Linked DNA regions of Mus musculus: region 1 is linked to region 2. A link is a loop called in an ENCODE intact Hi-C map of the cell type or tissue named here. Cell type or tissue: heart. All regions are shown on one strand. Links, peaks and the distances in the headings refer to the core of each region. The heading gives the core; the rest is flanking DNA.

Region 1 (9,522 bases), core at 471-8,470, 120 kb after region 2:
ATATAGTGCTAAGCTCTGATGGCTATCCAAACAATGATAGACTTAGACCTTAATTAGTAGGGCAACATCTGTCAGTTTCTAAAACTAAGGTACTTACTAAGTATCTCAGTTTCCAATGGTCAGGTACTTACTGAGTACATCAGATACTGCCACCTCTGCATCTGTGCATGGTCACTAACTATCTCATTTAGAATTTTATTGACACATATGTAAATCTCAGAGACATGAACTGCAGTTACTTTGCTTGCAAGCCTTGTATCAAAGATTAATGACTCAGAAGAAGTAACCAATGCACTTCAGCCTAAATAAATTTTCAAATAACCACCCCATTATCTGCAGAAACAGCAGGCAGCACACGTTTGTTTAGTCAATGAAGCAGGGTGAAGGAAGTATGTATGTGGACATATCAGCCTGCAGAGGGAAGTACAGATCTTTTGAGTTATAAATTTGCAGCCACAAAGAATCATTAAAAAATAATAATAATTAGAGCCCCCACTCCAATTGTTTCTCAGCCACACAAATGCATCTGCTGACTTTCTCACACATTTCCATTAGATTTGTCTCTCACTTGGTTTGTTCCTCCCTCAACTTTCCAAGAATGTGAAACAATGAATCTAACAAAGTACTGATCTCAGTGTGAGCTAAAATAAGTGAGTGCTCCCTGTTTCTCCTGTTCCTTGATACAAATGTATCATCAATACATTTGGGGCTGGAACACAGACCACAGTGGGATGACTTGGACAGAAAAGGGATGGAGGGAATAGCAGGAATAGTGGAAGGAGATCCATTGTGGGACAAGGGAACGAGGTGCAAGGGACTCTTTGCCCTGCTGCCCCATGCAGGCGAATTCTATTCCTTGAAGGTCTCCTGTTACTCAACCTCCCATGCTCAGACTCCCTGAATGCAGATTGGGAGAAGAGTATACCTTAAACAGAAAATTTTCTCCACAGTAAAACCAAGAGCAAAACAGTTGGAATTTCCTTTGGAGCTGAAAGAGTGACAGTGTCTCATGAATTTCTTAACAGTCAGAAGAGGACCCTTTGGGGAATTTTTCAAAAGTGAATACTCCAGAGCCTTTGCCTGTACATGGTGTAACCATGGATTCTCACATTTACAAAGCAAGACATGTTACTTTCTGCTAGCAATAGGCTCTGCTATTAAATGTAGAGGCACACAAAATTGAAGGAATCTCACCAAGGATCCGCATGAATCATACAGTGTGCTAACTAACCCTTTGGGAATAAGACAAAAGACTAAGACAGGAAATGGATAGGAGCATGAGATTCAAGCACACCAGTACCCTGCAGAAATGTAATGAGGCTCCTGCCACCAAACCCAGACACTATTGCATATGCCAGAAAGATTTTGCTGAAGGGACCCTGTTATAGCTGTCTCATATGAGGCTATGTCAGTGCCTGGCAAATACAAAAGTGGATGCTCACAGTCATCTATAAGATGAAACACAGGACTCCCAATGGAGAAGCTAGAGAAAGCACCCAAGGAGCTGAAGGGATCTGCAACCCTATAGGTGGAACAACAGTATGAACTAACCAGTACCCCCAGAGCTCGAGTCTCTAGCTGCATATGTAGCAGAAGATGGCCTAGTCGATCATCATTGAGAAGAGAGGCCCCTTGATATTGCAAACTTTATATGCCCCAGTACAGGGGAAATACCAGGGCCAAGAAGTGGAAGTGGGTGGGTAGGGAAGCAGGGGGGGTTGGGGAGGGTATAGGGATAGCATTTGAAATGTATATAAAGAAAATATCTAATAAATAAATAAATTAATTAATTAAAAAAAAGAAATGTAATGAGGCTAGTCAGTGGGCAGTTTGTAAATCACAATTCCTAGATACACAGACAGGAAGAGCATGGGGTTTAAGCTCTGGCCCCATTTTTCAGCATGACTTTGGGAAATGCATACTACTCCAGCTGTGACTCCCTTCTCCACAAATAAGGTAAACAATGCTGACCATTTACTTACAAACTAAGCCCTGTTCTAAAGCTTATTTCCTTCCTCACCCCTAGGGAGTAGGTACTATCCCATTTTAGAGCAAATGAAAGGCTTTCTCACACGATGGCATAGAAAAGTGACCAGAAATCAGTTAGGGACAGGATGCCATCAACACATATCCAACTCTAAGTCTGAGGAAGGAGAAAATTGGGGGAGAAAGGACACATTAACTTTGCACAGGGTAAGATATATATTTTCCCAAATTAAGCAAACAAAATTCACATAATTGGGATGATTTACAGGGTAGTTGGCAAACACATAGGCTATGGAATGAATGAAAATAAATTTCTACATCTCTTACCTAACTCCACCTCAGCATTTAACTGATTCTGTGACAATTTCACAGAAAGTAAGTGGATCATATGCCTGTTTCCTCCCTCATAGAGTTTGGGGAAGATAATAACATTAGTACAATGCAGACTTTAAGGTCAAATGGACTGAGACAAGGAATTTAAAACATTCTTAGTGTCTGTCGGCTTACATTTAGATTGTTACTATCAATTGTACAGCAAAAGTGGTGTAAGTTGGTTTTTGATTTGTCAGTAAAGAAAGAGGCGGTGGGAGGGATTGTTGGGTGGAAGGTATAGGTAGGACTTTCTGTCCCAAGAGGAAAAGGCAGTCACAAGGAAGGAGAGAAGCTTTTTCTGCCATACATTGGAGGAAGAACAACACAACAATCATGTAAGACCTCAGGCGTCGCCTCCTATTCCGACCAGCAGAAAAGAGCGACAACACTACGTTCTCAAAGCAGTTTATTCAGGAACCTTTCAATATCATGCATTAATCTCTCTCCAGAAATCAATCTCTCCAGGAAAACACAACAACAACCCCCCACCCCCAATTGCATTCCCTTATATATCCTCTCAACCACGTCCCATCAGCCCAGTCCACGGAACAGCAGTCCATTGGCCAGAATCATCACTCGTCATATGGTCCCATCTTGCATCATGGTGCACCTGCGCAGTTCTCACGATGGATGCAGCTTATTTTCAGGTGTATGAGGAAGTCAGGTGCAAGTCATAAGACTTGGCTGCAGTCCCGGGCACCATCTTGGGACTGCTGCCACACCCGCTCCTCACACTCAGGGATATCTTGGGCCTGCTAAGGCAGGTGGCCAAGGATGTTTGGCAAGGATTAGGTGGGACTAGCTGCTAAGTTTAGGGCAGAAGAAAAGTCAGAGATAATAAACTGGTTAATAAACTGGTAAGGGCACGATTTTCCAGGTGGGACATATCTGTACCCAGTAATTGTGTCTAGTAGACAAGTTATAAAGTAACACAGCTCTGTGTGAGGAGCGGGTGTGGCGGCAGTCCCAAAGGCACCAGGGACTGCAGCTAAGTCATATGACTTGCACCTGACTTCCTCATATAAGCCACAAACATCTTGAGAGCTGCGCAGGTGTACCAGGATACCGGTGAATCCATTTTGATGGAGATATGCCCCTGCTGCCCTGATTAGCTGAAGCTGCGTGCCTGGTAAGGTGGCGTGGCCTGCTGTGTGTGGATGGGAACTGAGAGTATAAAAGAGTGAGAGGCCCGGGTTAGAGGGAGGATTATTATTCAAGAGAGGATTATTATTGGGAGATATAAACAAGGGAGATATAAACAAGGGAGATATAGAGAAAGAAGAAACAGGACTGAATAAACGTGTGCAGAAGGATCCTGTTGCAGCGTCGTTCTTCCTGGCCATTTGGGCGCGTGCAAGAGCTCTGTGTGTATGTCTTTTATCCTCATATTCAAGGACCTCATGAGTGGACAGGTAAAGTGGCCAATCCCAGAGCTAAGCCAGGTAGAACAAAGGGGAAGCTGGGAGGGGCCAGAGCATGGTCCAGTCCTGGGCAAAGGCGGTAGCATTTTAAAACTACAGGCAATAAAGTGTTTTTCACATTCTTTGTGTGTGTATATATATATATATATATGTGTGTGTGTGTGTGTGTGTGTGTGTGCGTGCGTGTATTTTTTTTTTTAAGTTCACAGAACTCATAGTCTTGATGTGCTTCATCAGGAGAAAGTATATCAATGCAAACTTAAGGATGCATTTTGGGCATTTTCAAAAGTCAACTTGTCTCATCACTCTTCCATCTTTGGAATTTTGGCTGGTGAACAGGTGAAGATGGCCATCCTGATACACTGTTAGGGAAAAAAATTCTATCAGGATCGTGTGTGTGTGTGTGTGTGTGTGTGTGTGTGTGTATGTGGGTGGGTGGGTATGTTCCTATGTCTGTGTGCATGCCCATATATATGTGTGCACAAAGCTTTATGGAAACCTAAGAATAACTTTAGTTCTCACCTTCTTTTTATTTTTTATTTATTTTTTATTTATGTTTTGCTCTTAATAGTCCAGAATAGTCATATGCATTTATTAAAAAGGCATGCCAATCATAATTTTTAGTGCACAGGAGAGAGAGAGATAGAGGTAGAGGTAGAGGTAGAGAGAGAGAGAGAGGGAGAGAGAGAGAGAGAGAGAGAGATGATGGTGGTGCTGGTGGTGGTGGTGGTATATGCCTTCAATCTCAGAACTCAGGATACATAGACAGGCAGATCTCTAAGTTCGAGGCCAGCCTGGTCTACAGATTCCAGTACAGCCAAGGGCTACACAGAGAAATTCTACCTTGAAAACAAACCAAGTAAAATAAAATAAAATAAAATAAAATAAAATAAAAATATATATTTTAAATTAAGTAGCCAGACTTACTTCCTGCCCAAAATTCCCTACTCCGTTATTTTGAGCTCCAGGAACAGAGACAGTGTGCCTTGCTCCACTGCTGTGTAAGGATCTACCTCCTGACAACTCTCCCTATAGCGTACCAAGGTAGTAAAGCCATTGTTTTTCATAGATACCTAAATTACAGCACAGTTCTCCTTAAATCTGGAGTTCTCTTGACTTACTTGAGCAATCTGGCATATGACAGGAGAGGTTTGGGTCTCTATTGAGCCATTTGAGACACAGACACAAGGGTGTGGAGACACAAGGGTTTATGTAACTATGTAACGTGTCCAAGTTGGGAAGCCCTTTCCGCTGTGTACTCATCAACAGACTCACCCATTAATGGAGTTAGTGTCTTTGTAATTCAGTTACCTCTCAGTAAGAACATCAGACCAGAGCCAAGACTTCAACACAGCCTCTTAGGAAGGACACTTCATATCCAAGCCATAACCGAAAGATCTGGAAGGGGCTTCTTCCTCGGTAACAGTAATTTCCAGCTTTTGTCCCTAGACATTCTTCAGCTTGGAGCCACAGCTGCCACCTAGTGGTCATGGTGGAAACCACAGGCGACCAGAGAAACCGAAACCAACGCAGTGTACCTTCAAGCTTGGAGTAGCAAGATCACATTTTAGTCATACTCTGTTGCATGTAGCCTTACACATCTTCCCAGTACATCCATGTCAAGGTGGTATCACGTAGCCTCATAATGAACACAGCATCCTGATGACAATGCTAGTGTAAACAATCAAGTAACACCTCCCTTTTTGTTTTGCTTTTATTCGCTGGCTAATAGAGAACATTTCTTTTCGGGTAAGTTAAGTCAGCATACTACCGCTTCTCTGCAGAGAGTTGGGCTGTGATGGCTGCTTTCCACATCAGACAGATTAATTTGTCTGGTACAAATGGCTCCGTGGTTAAGAGCATTTAGTGCTCTTGCAAAGGAACTCAGTTCAGTTCCCAGAACTCATGTCAGTCAACTCACAACTGACTGTAATTCCAACCCCAGGGAACCTGACACTCTCCTCTCTTCTCTTCTCTTCTCTTCTCTTCTCTTCTCTTCTCTTCTCTTCTCTTCTCTTCTCTTCTCTTCTCTTCTCTTCTCTTCTCTTCCTCTCTTTCTCTCTCTCTCTCTCTCTCTCTCTCTCTCTCTCTCTCTCTCTCTCTCTCTCTTTTAATAGAACTCTCCTCCATGGACTTCCATCTATTATTTTTTAATTAGGTATTTATTTCATTTACATTTCCAATGCTATCCCAAAAGTCACCCCCCCCCACTCCCCTACCCACCCACTCCCACTTCTTGGCCCTGGCATTCCCCTGTACTGGGGCATATAAAGTTTGCAAGTCCAATGGGCCTCTCTTTCCAGTGATGGCCGACTAGGCCATCTTTTGATACATATCTTGGGTATTCTAAGTTTCTGGGCTAATATCCACTTATCAGTGAGTACATATTGTGTGAGTTCTTTTGTGATTGGGTTACCTCACTCAGGATGATGCCCTCCAGGTCCATCCATTTGCCTAGGAATTTCATAAATTCATTGTTTTTAATAGCTGAGGAGTACTCCATTGTGTAAATGTACCACATTTTCTGTATCCATTCCTCTGTTGCAGGACATCTGGGTTCTTTCCAGCTTCTGGCTATTATAAATAGGGCTGCTATGAACATAGTGGAGCATGTGTTCTTATTACCAGTTGGAACATCTTCTGGATATATGTCCAGGAGAGGTATTGCTGGATCTTCCAGTAGTACTATGTCCAATTTTCTGAGGAATCACCAGACTGATTTCCAGACTGGTTGTACCAGCTTGCAATCCCACCAGAAATGGAGGAGTGTTCCTCTTTCTCCACATCCTTGCCAGCATCTGCTGTAACCTGAATTTTTGATCTTAGCCATTCTGACTGGAGTGAAGTGGAATCTCAGTGTTGTTTTGATTTGCATTTCTCTGATGCTTAAGGATGTTGAACATTTTTTCAGGTGCTTCTCAGCCATTCATATTCCTCAGGTGAGAATTCTTTGTTTAGCTAGGAGCCCCATTTCTTAATGGGGTTATTTGGTTTTCTGGAGTCCATCTTCTTGAGTTCTTTATATATATTGGATATTAGTCCCCTACTGATTTAGGATTGGTAAAGATCCTTTCCCAATCTGTTGGTAGCCTTTTTGTCTTATTGACGATGTCTTTTGCCTTGCAGAAGCTTTGCAATTTACCCGTTTGCCGATTATTGATCTTACAGCACAAGCCATTACTGTTCTATTCAGGAATTTTTCCCCTGTACCCATATCTTCAAAGCTTTTCCCCACTTTCTCCTCTATAAGTTTCAGTGCCTCTGGTTTTATGTGGAGTTCCTTAATCCACTTAGATTTGACCTTAGTACAAGGAGATAGAAATGGATCAATTCGCATTCTTCTACATGATAACTGTCAGTTGTGCCAGCACCATTTGTTGAAAAAGCTGTCTTTTTTCCACTGGATGGTTTTTGCTCCCTTGTCAAAGATCAAGTGACCATAGGTGTGTGGGTTCATTTCTGGGTCTTCAATTCTATTCCATTGGTCTACTTGTCTGTCATTATACCAGTACCATGCAGTTTTTATCACAATTACTCTGTAGTACAGCTTTAGGTCAGGCATGGTGATTCCACCAGAGGTTCTTTTATCATTGAGAAGAGTTTTTCCTACCCTAGGTTTTTTGTTATTCCAGATGAATTTGCAAATTGCCCTTTCTAATTTGTTGAAGAATTGAGTTGGAATATGATGGGGATTGCATTGAATCTGTAGATTGCTTTCGGTAGGAAAACCATTTTGACTATATTGATCTTGCCAATCCATGAGCATGGGAGATCTTTCCATCTTCGGAGATTTTTGTCAATTTCTTTCTTCAGAGACTTGAAGTTCTTATCATACAGATCTTTCACTTCCTTAGTTAGAGTCACACCAAGGTATTTTATATTATTTGTGACTATTGAGAAGGGTGTTGTTTCCCTAATTTCTTTCTCAGCCTGTTTATCCTTTGTATAGAGAAAGGTCACTGATTTCTTTGATTTAGTTTTATATCCAGCTACTGCACTGAAGCTGTTTATCATGTTTAGGAGTTTTCTGGTGGAATTTTTAGGGTCACTTATATATACTATCATATCATCTGCAAAAAGTGATATTTTGACTTTTTCCTTTCCAATTTGTATCCCCTTGATCTTTTTTTGTTGTCGAATTGCTCTGGCTAAGACTTCAAGTACAATGTTGAATAGGTAGGGAGAAAGTGAGCAGCCTTGTCTAGTCCCTGATTTTAGTGGGATTGCTTCCAGCTTCTCACCATTTACTTTGATGTTGGCTATTGGTTTGCTGTAGATTGCTTTTATCATGTTTAGGTATGGGCCTTGAATTCCTGATCTTTCCAAGACTTTTATCATGAATGGGTGTTGGATTTTGTCAAATGCTTTCTCAGCATCTAACTAGATGATCATGTGTTTTTTGTCTTTGAGTTTGTTTATATACTGGATTACATTGATGGATTTCCATATATTGAACCATCCCTGCATCCCTGGGATGAAACCTACTTGGTCAGGATGGATGATTGTTTTGATGTGTTCTTGGATTCGGTTAGCAAGAACTTTATTGAGTATTTTTGCATCGATGTTCATAAGGGGAATTGGTCTGAAGTTCTCTATCTTTGTGTGGTCTTTTTGTGGTTTAGGTATCAGAGTAATTGTGGCTTCATAGAATGAGTTGGGTAGAGTACCTTCTACTTCCATTTTGTGGAATAGTTTGTGAAGAACTGGGATTAGATCTTCTTTGAAGGTCTGATAGAACTCTGTGCTAAACCCATCTGGTCCTGGGCTTTTTCTGGTTGGGAGACTATTAATGACTGTTTCTATTTCTTTAGGGGATATAGGACTGTTTAGATCATTAACCTGATCTTGATTTAACTTTGGTACCTGGTATCTGTCTAGAAACTTGTCCATTTCATCCAGGTTCTCCAGTTTTGTTGAGTATAGCCTTTTGTAGAAGGATCTGATGATATTTTGGATTTCTTCAGGATCTGTTCTTATGTCTCCCTTTTCATTTCTGATTTTGTTAATTAGGATGTTTTCCCTGTGCCCTCTAGTGAGTCTTTCTAAGTGTTTATCTATCTTGTTGATTTTCTTAAAGAACCAGCTCCTCCTTTGGTTGATTCTCTGAATATTTCTTCTTGTTTCCACTTGGTTGATTTTGCCCCCGAGTTTGATTATTTCCTGCTGTCTACTCCTCTTGGGTGAATTTGCTTCCTTTTGTTCTAGAGCTTTTAGGTATGTTGTCAAGCTGCTAGTGTGTGCTCTCTCTAGTTTCTTTTTGGAGGCACTCAGAGCTATGAGTTTTACTCTTAGAAATGCTTTCATTGTGTCGCTTAAGTTTGGGTATGTTGTGGCTTCATTTTCATTAAACTCTAAAACGTCTTCAATTTCTTTCTTTATTCCTTCCTTGACCAAGGTATCATTGAGAAGAGTGTTGTTCAGTTTCCATATGAATGTTGGCTTTCTATTATTTATTTTGTTATTGAAGATCAGCCTTAGTCCATGGTGATCTGATAGGATGCATGGGACAATTTCAATATTTTTTTATCTATTGAGGCCTGTTTTGTGACCAATTATGTGGTCAATTTTGGAGAAGCTATGATGAGGTTCTGAGAAGAAGGTATATTCTTTTGTTTTAGGATAAAATGTTCTGTAGATATCTGTTAGATCCATTTGTTTCATAACTTCTGTTAGTTTCACTGTGTCCCTGTTTAGTTTCTGTTTCCAGGATCTGTCCATTGGTGAAAGTGGTATGTTGAAGTCT
Region 2 (9,522 bases), core at 531-8,530:
TTCTTTATTATTATTTTGACCCTCATATAGAATGGGGGGAGCACAGCACAGATTCCAACATGAGCTAAAACTTAGGTGATGGTGTTAAGGACTTAAGTACTTAAGTAGAGGTAACTTACCAAAAGATAGATATAGAAGAGTTCAATTAGTTAACTAAGTTAAGAACTAGTCAGACAATGAGACAACCTCATGGCCTAGGCATTTAATAATAACCAATTAGTCACAGAAATTTTGTTCCATGAACAGGATTGGTAAAGCAAAGCTGGATATATTTATACCAACCATTTTTACTCTATTCCAAGTCTTTTAATTATCCTGTACAACCACTTTTACTCTTATTCTTACTCTATTCCAAGTCTATTAATTATCCTGTACAGTCACCCAGCACATCTAGATTACAGCATAACTTTGCTGGTAGAATATTAGAGATAATTGCACGCACTGCTTCCTTAGACGCGTTGCTTTCACCCTAATGCTAAAGAACAGAAGGTTTCTGCCTTTGTAAAGAGAAAGCAGAAGTAGGCTGTGACTTAGTCCCCAGAAGAAACAAATGAGGAAGGAAACCAATTCCTTTTCCTTTCTTCTACAGGGCTTGTTTTTCTCTTAATGTAGCATTCCATTTCTCGCTCAGAGTTCATTAGACATCTGGAACTTAAATAGCTGCTCCTAATGTATTTAGAGCAAGGTCATATGGATATACCCTGGGTTGCGAGAATGAGTATCCTGAACATAGAATCTTAATAGTTACTAATTACGTTTTATATCTTCTTCTGATTTGGGATGCAAGGTTGCAGCAGAGAAATTGTCACATGGGATGTCAACCCCCAGATAGGGATAGTACAAGACTGAGTTTGCAAGGAAAAGTCAGTATTACCCAAGAGAAAGCCACCGGTGAGAAGTGTGAGCAAGCCAGTGGGAGATAATTCTGACATTTCCAGTTAGACAAATTTATGAAAACGGCTTTAAAGTATTTACGCCTATAGATCAACATATTTCTTCAGAGATTAACTTTTTTCCATTAAAAGTAGTGAGTGGAAGTACTCAAAATGCTTTTTCAAGTGCCTGGGTATTTTGCCCATGCCTCCCTGCCATCATTAAAAGTGAAATAGAAGAGACTTTATGGCCTCCCTCTTTGGAACTACAAGGCCACTGCAGGTAAATGCACATAACTGGGTCCCTGGAGGCTCAGAATGCCCTTCCTGTCTCTCAGCTGGGACATCCATGCCCTGCAGATCTAGGTGTACTTCCATATTAACAGCAAAGCACTGAGAGTAAAACCCCATTCCCATTTTCTTTATCCATGCCTCCTTTGCTATTTTAAAGCAGTCTTGCTCTAGGCAACCAAATTCAAATATCCTTCAGTATAGCGTTAACTTGCAACTAACTAGTGGATCCAGGAAGCCTTCCTTACTACACTCCTCCCCTCCTATCTGTATGCTTCCTCCCCATTAAAGGTAATTTTTTTTCCTTTTCACACTGTTGAAAAAAGACCACAGCGGGAAATGGATGTTTTAATTGAAATTTAAAACAGAGTAAAACTATGATAAGCTCCATCTATTTACCAGGCAGCCCAAGGTGAGATTTCTCACCATCAAATTCTTACTTGTAAAGACCCATTTTTAAAGACACTATTTCAGAACATATTTTATTGTTGTTTCTACCTGTTTTAATCAACTTGATAAGCACCGTGATATGCTTGTAATCACTGCCATTTTTATTTTGTTACTTGCCTACATCAAAAAAATGATTTGCAAAGTTTGGCATTCAATATCTTCCCTTTGACAATTGTTTGAAAGGATTTGCAAACAACTTCAACACAGGCAGGCATTCAATGTGTTGCTTTGAGTTTCCATTCCATAAGTGACTTTTCACATAAATCCTGTCAAATTTATTCTGAGGTACCAGCTTACTCTATCCTGGCTATTTCCAGTGAGCCCAGGAGTGTGAGGACCTGCTTTTCCCTCCTCAAAGGCAGCTCAAGGATAATGAGTCAACCGTCCAGTAGCTTCCTCATACTCCCTCAGAGGCCTGAGCTAACTGGGCCTGCTCTATTTTGCATCATGAACATGGCTGCAACCTGATGCAGCCAAAATTCCCTTCTGAGCACCTTCTGTTTCTCTATGGAATTCCTCACCCCATGTAGAGTTCTGACAAAGGAGCTCTGTTTTATTCAGTCAGACCTTGCTTATATAGAAATCCATATCACCTGTTAAGTCCTAGGGAGATGGCCTAGAATCTCCAGAATCACCAGGCTGCTTTGATGCAGTAGTTATTCACAGGGACTCTGGTGTCAGATATTCTAAGGTCAAACATACCACACTACTTACTGATGATGGCCTAATGCAAGCACTTTAACATTTTTTGTGCCTCAGTTTCCTCTCATTCTGTGGTGCTGACTCTCCAGATTATCATGTCTGCAAAAGGCTCTGGCTGATCAATGCAGGGCAAATGACTAAACATTCCTGATAGAATTCACCACGTGAGAATGACCCGCACACACATAGGTCACACACATGGCTTGGCGAACGGGACAGTTACTGACTCTGTCTTTATGATTTTGCAATTATTCTATCCCTGAAGAGGGGACTTCCTTCTGAAAAAGTGCCTTGCTTCAACTAGGGCCGATATTGCTGATTGGTCTTAAGTTTTTTGCCAACCAGCTACTGATGCATGCTGAGCCCTGTGATTCTGTTCTAGTTCCTCCACCAGCACCTCTTTAGGGTTAAGATTCTTTTTTGTCAACTGAAAATGAAATTTGACATTAGGAGCATCACCTTTAATCATGTCCCTTCTAACTCCTTTCTCACTTGCTTCCCTCCCATCTAGACTCACTCTCTTTTAGAAAGACTTGTATATCCAGAGTGCGTCTAAATCTATAAAATAAAAAAATATTCAGGCCTCCGAGAAAGTGTTGAGAACATCTGCCAGGTGCTGTTAGGATGCATGAGTTCCAGATCAATAGATTGTTGAGTAAATAGAGCTTCAAATAAAAAGAATATTTCAAATAAAGCACAATTTGCACACCAACTTTCACAATGGTTTATTAAATGGTACATCTTTTTATATGCCAAAACCAACACAAAGCCTTGAAGCAAATTCTCATGGGAATTTGTCAAACCCACATGAAAAACTCACACTATGCCAAAAAAAAAAAAAAAAAAAAAAAAAAAACCATATACAGGTTTACCTTTTGACCTTGGCAAATTTCAAAATTGGCATTAAGATGCAAACTTCTTGAACAATCTAACACAGATAACATAATAAAAGCAAAAATGGTCAGTTTATCCTTTCTTCCTTCCTTCTTTCTGTCTTTCTTTCTGTTTTTCTTTCTTTCTTTCTTTCTTTCTGTCTTTCTTTCCTCACTCCCTCCTCCTCCCTTCTTCCTCCTCCTCCTTTTTCATCTTCTTTTGATTCATTTTCAGTAATTTTCTAAGCTACAGCCCTGCTTTGAGTAGGACACGGAAACCACCTCTAGGCTCAGTGAGAATAAGTGCACACAAGAAGACCGGTTGTGGCCACAGTCATATGGAGTGGTAGACTGTCCTGCATAGGTATCATTCCCATTTGATCTTGGAGCACAAATGTGTCTCCTTGAGCCATCATATATAATATACAGACAGAACATGTAAAGCAAACATGATTAACTATACTCCGAGCCAGGTGGATTGAAATGTAACAGAACAGTTCACAAAGATGGCCTCTTAAACTTGGTTAATTTTAAAGCATGCGTGTGTACATTCCTGTGGAGTTTAATGGGTGCCACTTATAATCTCTACTAAGAACCTGCTAAATCTGAGGACTTGAGAAGAGTGTCTTGCCTTGTGCAACTCCACAGCCATTTGTTTTGTAAATTAGACAAGAGTCAGCCTGTAGGGGGGATTAAAACACTGGGAGGCAAATTAACATTGGCCAGCATCACTTAGCCTTAACTGGGTCTGCAGAAGTCAGGTCTGTCTATGCTCTGAATATTTTTTAATACTGACTTTTTTTTTATTAGTATAAATATTTAAATTAGTGGCCTTTTTCTATTAGTAATAATAAATATTTTACTTGTTTACTGACATTGGGATGTTTTCTCATTTGTGTTCTCTGTGTGCACAGAGGATGTGTAATTTTCTATTCCTACTGTACAGGAGACATAACACCCCCCCCCCAAATAAAACAACCCATGACCAAAAAAAAAAAAAAAAAAAAAAAAAACCCATGACATGTTTTCCCAAAGTGTCAGGTGATAGTAGCTGAGATATTCCCACAAATTTTTGTTAACTGCTCCTCACATTAGCCCCAGTGCCTATAAATCAATCTGCTATAGTGACTAGAGAATCAATCTAAAGTGCCAGACGCAGAAAAACCCAATGAAGGAAGTTGCATTGTTAGTGTTCTTGTTGTTTGAACGTTTTAGTATTGACTCTGAATACATGAATCTCATTAGTAACAATTTTGGCCTTCAATAGTAAAAGGAGCAGAACGTGTTATCAAAATGTCCAGAGTGTTTTGATCATATGGTTCACCTCTGCTGAAGCCTTGTGGGTAAAATACACATTTCCATGCTGTGAGTATGTTTTGTAGGAGCCAACAGGCTGTCCAGTAGGTGGCACAATATTAACACTCAGTGGCCTTTGTGTTCAAAGAAATATACCCTTAAACTTGGCTCAGAGACTCAGGAGGGAGCTGCTTCATATCTCAACTGTTTAAATATATACTCAGGGTATTAACTTTACTCTTGAAAATATCTTTTAGGATCAAGTAATTTTGAATTCATGCATCCTCTCTTTGGGGGTCTATATGCTAATTTGAGATCCACTTATGCCTTGTTGCTTCAACGATTTACACCATTTGTGTCTTTTTTTTTTTTTTTGCTCAGATATAAGAAAAAGCATATAAAACTAGAAAATGGGTCTTTAAATATTACACACTTTTTAAGTAAACTTTTTGGAAATTTGCAAAACCAAGATTGGGCTGTAGAATTGGTTGTCGCCAGTGTCACTGGTATCTCCCGTGCATCTGAGCCACAGTCATAGCACAGCAGACACTGGGGAGCTCAGATCCACCAGTCATTTGGACAAATCAGATTAAAGTTAAGTACTTTGCAGCTATTTCAATATGTCTTGTCGGTACTTTGTCATCTCCCCCATCCCTCTGTGTGTGTGTGTGTGTGTGTGTGTGTGTTTGTCAGAGAGAGAGAGAGAGAGAGAGAGAGAGAGAGAGAGAGAGAGATTAATCCAAATGGAAATGATTGCTTGCAATATAATTCAAAAATATCCTATTGATTACATTGATAGTTCTGTCTGCTAATTGATCTGTGGAAGGAAAATAGCATCTTATAGTAGTAAACTGTAAACAACAATTAAATGCCCTATACTGAGAAAAACAAAAGGATCTTGCCTTACATTTTTGCCTTTGTGATATTTACTGAAAACAGAGCAAGGGACAAGCTTTGCCACTGTTCAGGAGTAAATTTCTGCATTTACCTGTGAAGCTGATCTCTCCAGAAGATCAGACATTGAGGGACTGGGAGTGAAAAGCCTCCTCACTTAGTTTAAAGCCCTTTGAATATTCTTGCCCAAACACTGCTCACCGCCTACACATCACATGTTAGTTACAAACACGGCACTTAAGTGCCTTTGCTTTCCATGGTCTCTGCTTTGTAAGGACTTCATCAAGTCCTTGAGCTACACTTGGGTTCTATATCCAGATGGACTGGGTGGATTCTGAAAGCAGACTCTTAGTTCTCATTTGGGTTCTAACCCTGACCATAAATCTTACCCAAAAATTCTCTTAGGGAACTTTCTATGAAAAACAAGGGCCTCATTTGTAGCACAAGAGTACCATTATGTTTACTAGGGTCATCCTCTGAAACTGGCTATTTGAATCAGTTTACAAATTAAGACTACTCAAAAAGTCCTATATCCTTTTCTCTCTCTATTTCCCTAGTGGAAGGGGGTACAGAATTGATAATCATGAGAATCACCTGAAAAGTGAGATACTGCCCATAGCTATCAAAAAAGAAGGGGCTGGCCGGGCGGTGGTGGCACACACTTTTAATCCCAGCACTTGGGAGGCAGAGGCAGGTGGATTTCTGAGTTCAAGGCCGGCCTGGTCTACAGAGTGAGTTCCAGGGCAGCCAGGTCTATACAGAGAAACCCTGTCTCAAAAAAACAAAAAAAAAAGGGGGGGCTGGAAAATGGCTCAGTAGAGCAGCACAGGCTGAGGATCTGGGCTCGGATCCCCAGCACCTACTTAGAAATCTGGCTCAGTAAGATTCATTGGCAACCCCAGAATATTGGGAAAGAAAACAGGAGGGCTCTGGGGTTCTCTGGCTACCCAGCCTAGCCAGAATGGCAAGCATCAGGTTCAGTGGGAGATACAGCCTCAAAAGATAAAAGTCAAGAACACTGAAGGAAGATACCCAATGACAGTTGGCTTTTTTGCCCCCTGAAAAGTTCTGAAGTGACAAATATTCAGAAAACAAAACAAAACACAGAAATGGAGACCTGGTATCAGCTAACTCTCAGCAAAATTATTCATGTGCCCTCCACGCTAGCTAACATTTGCAGAGTTGGACTCATTTGAAGTGAACAGGGTTGGGGACATCCAGAGATAGGAACATCCTCAACTCTGAGAAATAGGTCCTTGAATAGACTAAACATTTGTTTACAGACTCCGCCATCAGGACAGCTCCACAAATTCTTGTCTTGAAACAACAGCCCCTCGTTCATGTTCTGAGTCCTTTAATGAGATGGAATGTCTGAAAACATCTCATAGAAACAAGTCAGGATGTACAGAAAAACCTGACTCTGTCCCATGATTTTACTAGGACCAGCTGTTTCTTGTGAATATGAAGAATGATTTCCCAAGTGTAATACATCCTCCCTGGGACTAGGTCCTGATGTGGCGCCCTGTTCTCATTCAAACACTACCTAGACAACCTGGGTGATACGAGGAGCTCTCTGCCTCTCAACTCCTCTGCCTCTCTGCCTGTAATCTTACCTCTCCTCAAGTTCTTTACTGAAGGAAAGTTGGTATCATGTTTCATGAGGGAAAAAAAATAACATAAAAATATCCACATAAAATATTTTGCTTCTGAAATTTAAGGTTTTGGTTTCTTAAGGTCCAAAACCATAAAAGTATTAGCATTATTATATTATATTAGTATGTGTGATAATTAAAATATCATTTATGCAATACTTTTCATTTATTTTTTTCAAATAGCCATAAGAGCTTTCTTTGCCCAGCAGTTGGCACACAGTAAATTGAAATCCTATGTCGGGCGTGATGAACGCCATGGATTTCAAAGACAAGTGAGCTCTATGAAATGATCATCTAATGTCTTCTCGCTGGGTGCTGCTAGGTACGCTTTGCAGGCTGAAATTCTCATTCCAATCTGCCTACTTACACCTATAACATCTCTAGAAGTTTTAGGAGCTCTACCACTATTTCTGAATAGGCAGGACAACCCATACAATAAGACCAGAGGGTGTTTATCTATCATGAACATACTACTGTAAGGAGAGTCTTTGTTAAAGTGTGTGAGCTAATGCTCCCCTGAAAATATAATGACATTTCCAAAGGTATTATGGCCAAACATTTCTAAAAACGAATATTTGTTTCAGTGCTTACACTCACTCTCTATATATGCATTTACAGCATCGGAATTAAACCAGTTAAACTGTTAAATGTTTGGTAGTGGGTGTTGCCATTTTACATGCTTAGTTGGTGAGGAGACACTCACTTTGGGTCTCCTTCCAGACCCAAAGTTGTGGCCCAAACACAGAGTGCGGTGAGGACGGTGCTTGCTGTTTTAACTCCAGCAACACCCTTGTCAGACATCGAATGAGGGGTGAGATGAGGCCACTGTTAGAACAGCAGCCCACTCCAGTGTGACTTCAGGAAGTAGACAGTTATTTTTGTTTAGATTTTTTTTTAAGTTTTAAAGTTAAAAACACTGCGTCAAAAAATAAAAAATCCAGCAAAAATAATCGGTAATAAAAGCAAAGAAATTCTAGACTCAGAAGTCCCATGAAGTCATCTCTATGCCTTTTGCCAGCAGAGGGTCTTTTTTAAAACATGTTCTCAGGATTCTTGCCAGCCTAAACATCAGCTGTCCCAACAATGGGGCACCCGTCATTTCACTGGCAAGCACCACACAAGTTCAGCAAGCTGATGCTCTTTGACCTGGATTTCTCAATAAATACACCCCAGCAGTAGGACATGCTGGATTTAATTTCTGTTTAGTTCAGCCACTTAGCAAATTTACTTTGTTGTATCTTTTGCATCTGTTTTTACATTGTCTGTTTAAATTCTTTCAATGCACACCATTTAAGTCATCTTTCCCTCCTAAATCTTAATTTAACAAAAACACTCCTCTCCAGCCAGCAGGAGTCTGAAAATGCTCCCAAAAGAGAGGGGACATATACACGTTTTATTAAACACATACATGTTTCTTTTGGGTGGGGGGGGCAGGGTTTCTCTGTTTAGCCCTGGCTGTCCTGGAACTCACTTTGTAGACCAGGCTGGTCTCAAACTCAGAAATCCACCTGCCTCTGCCTCCCTAGTGCTGGGATTAAAGGCTTGCGCCACTACGCCCGGCTAGATGTTTTAATAAAGAACCAAATAGGTTCTTTCGGTCCTGATAAAACTATCAACAGAAATGCCCTGTGCATGGGGTCTCGGGGTTACAGAGTACACCAATAATCTCCTGAGTGTGTGTTTGTGTGTGCTTTCTTTTCTTTCTACCAGTTATACTATAGTAGTATATCCTTCTGTGCCCGATGCAGCATCACAAGGGGAAAAGTGCAGGCGGTTGGTTGTACTCTGCTGCCTGTTTTCCGCCCCTCTTGTGGTCTGAGGGAAGTGTGGGACAGCTCGCAGGAAAGATGAGCTCATATTCAGCCTGGGAAAGCTGCTTCAGCGCCCTTCCTCCTGCTCCGCATGAAATGAGCCCTGAGCAGCATGAAATCCTTGACCGCAGGTGTGGAGACGCGCTGTGACATAAATATCTTTGCTGCTTAGCAGTTGGAGGACGGCTGTGGGAAGATTTGTCAAAGCTCCCCCAGCCAAGTCTGACTCTAAGGAAATGGTCATTAGGCTCCACCACAGCGCAGGCTCAAATCCCGCTCCAGCTTCCAAATAAAGAACTCATCTAGCAGAGTTGGAGGAAGGTTCCTGAGGGCTTAGACCATCCCAAGAGATAGAAAAGAATGGGGGATTCATACACCAGACTGGCATGGTTGACTACAAACATATAAACTCTTCTGTTAGATCACAGACATATCCATCAACAAATGCATAAACAAAATCTCAATTATATGAATAGGACAAACTTTTGCCCACACCACTACATAAAATATCCATAAATGTTTTCCAAAAATGGCCAAAATTAATAAGAATATATGTGTGCATGGGAGCGCGCGCGCACACACACACACACACACACACACACACACAGAACGAATGGAGGAAAAATCTGCATACAGTTTTCCAACTACCCTCACAGTGAATGGGACACATAAATTAATGTAA

Evidence for each region. Peaks named below come from ENCODE experiments on the same cell type or tissue, not always from the same donor. Only the 100,000 strongest peaks of a DNase experiment are listed, where the experiment ranks them.
Region 1: it touches region 2 in a loop (3-fold over the local background); 7 of 42 quality-filtered maps call a loop at or near these places.

Annotation. Positions count from the first base shown.
Region 1 is chr6:3,616,470-3,625,991 of GRCm38, reverse strand. No RefSeq gene overlaps it. Among named protein-coding and RNA genes, the nearest start is that of Gm52885, 51 kb to the right of the region's middle. In heart, for the core only: CTCF peaks have their summits at 5,055 and 5,315; no DNase peak of the experiment used is centred there.
Region 2 is chr6:3,740,818-3,750,339 of GRCm38, reverse strand. All of the region lies in intron 3 of Calcr (calcitonin receptor), which reads left to right. Among named protein-coding and RNA genes, the nearest start is that of Calcr, 18 kb to the left of the region's middle. In heart, for the core only: a CTCF peak has its summit at 4,590 (motif pointing right); no DNase peak of the experiment used is centred there.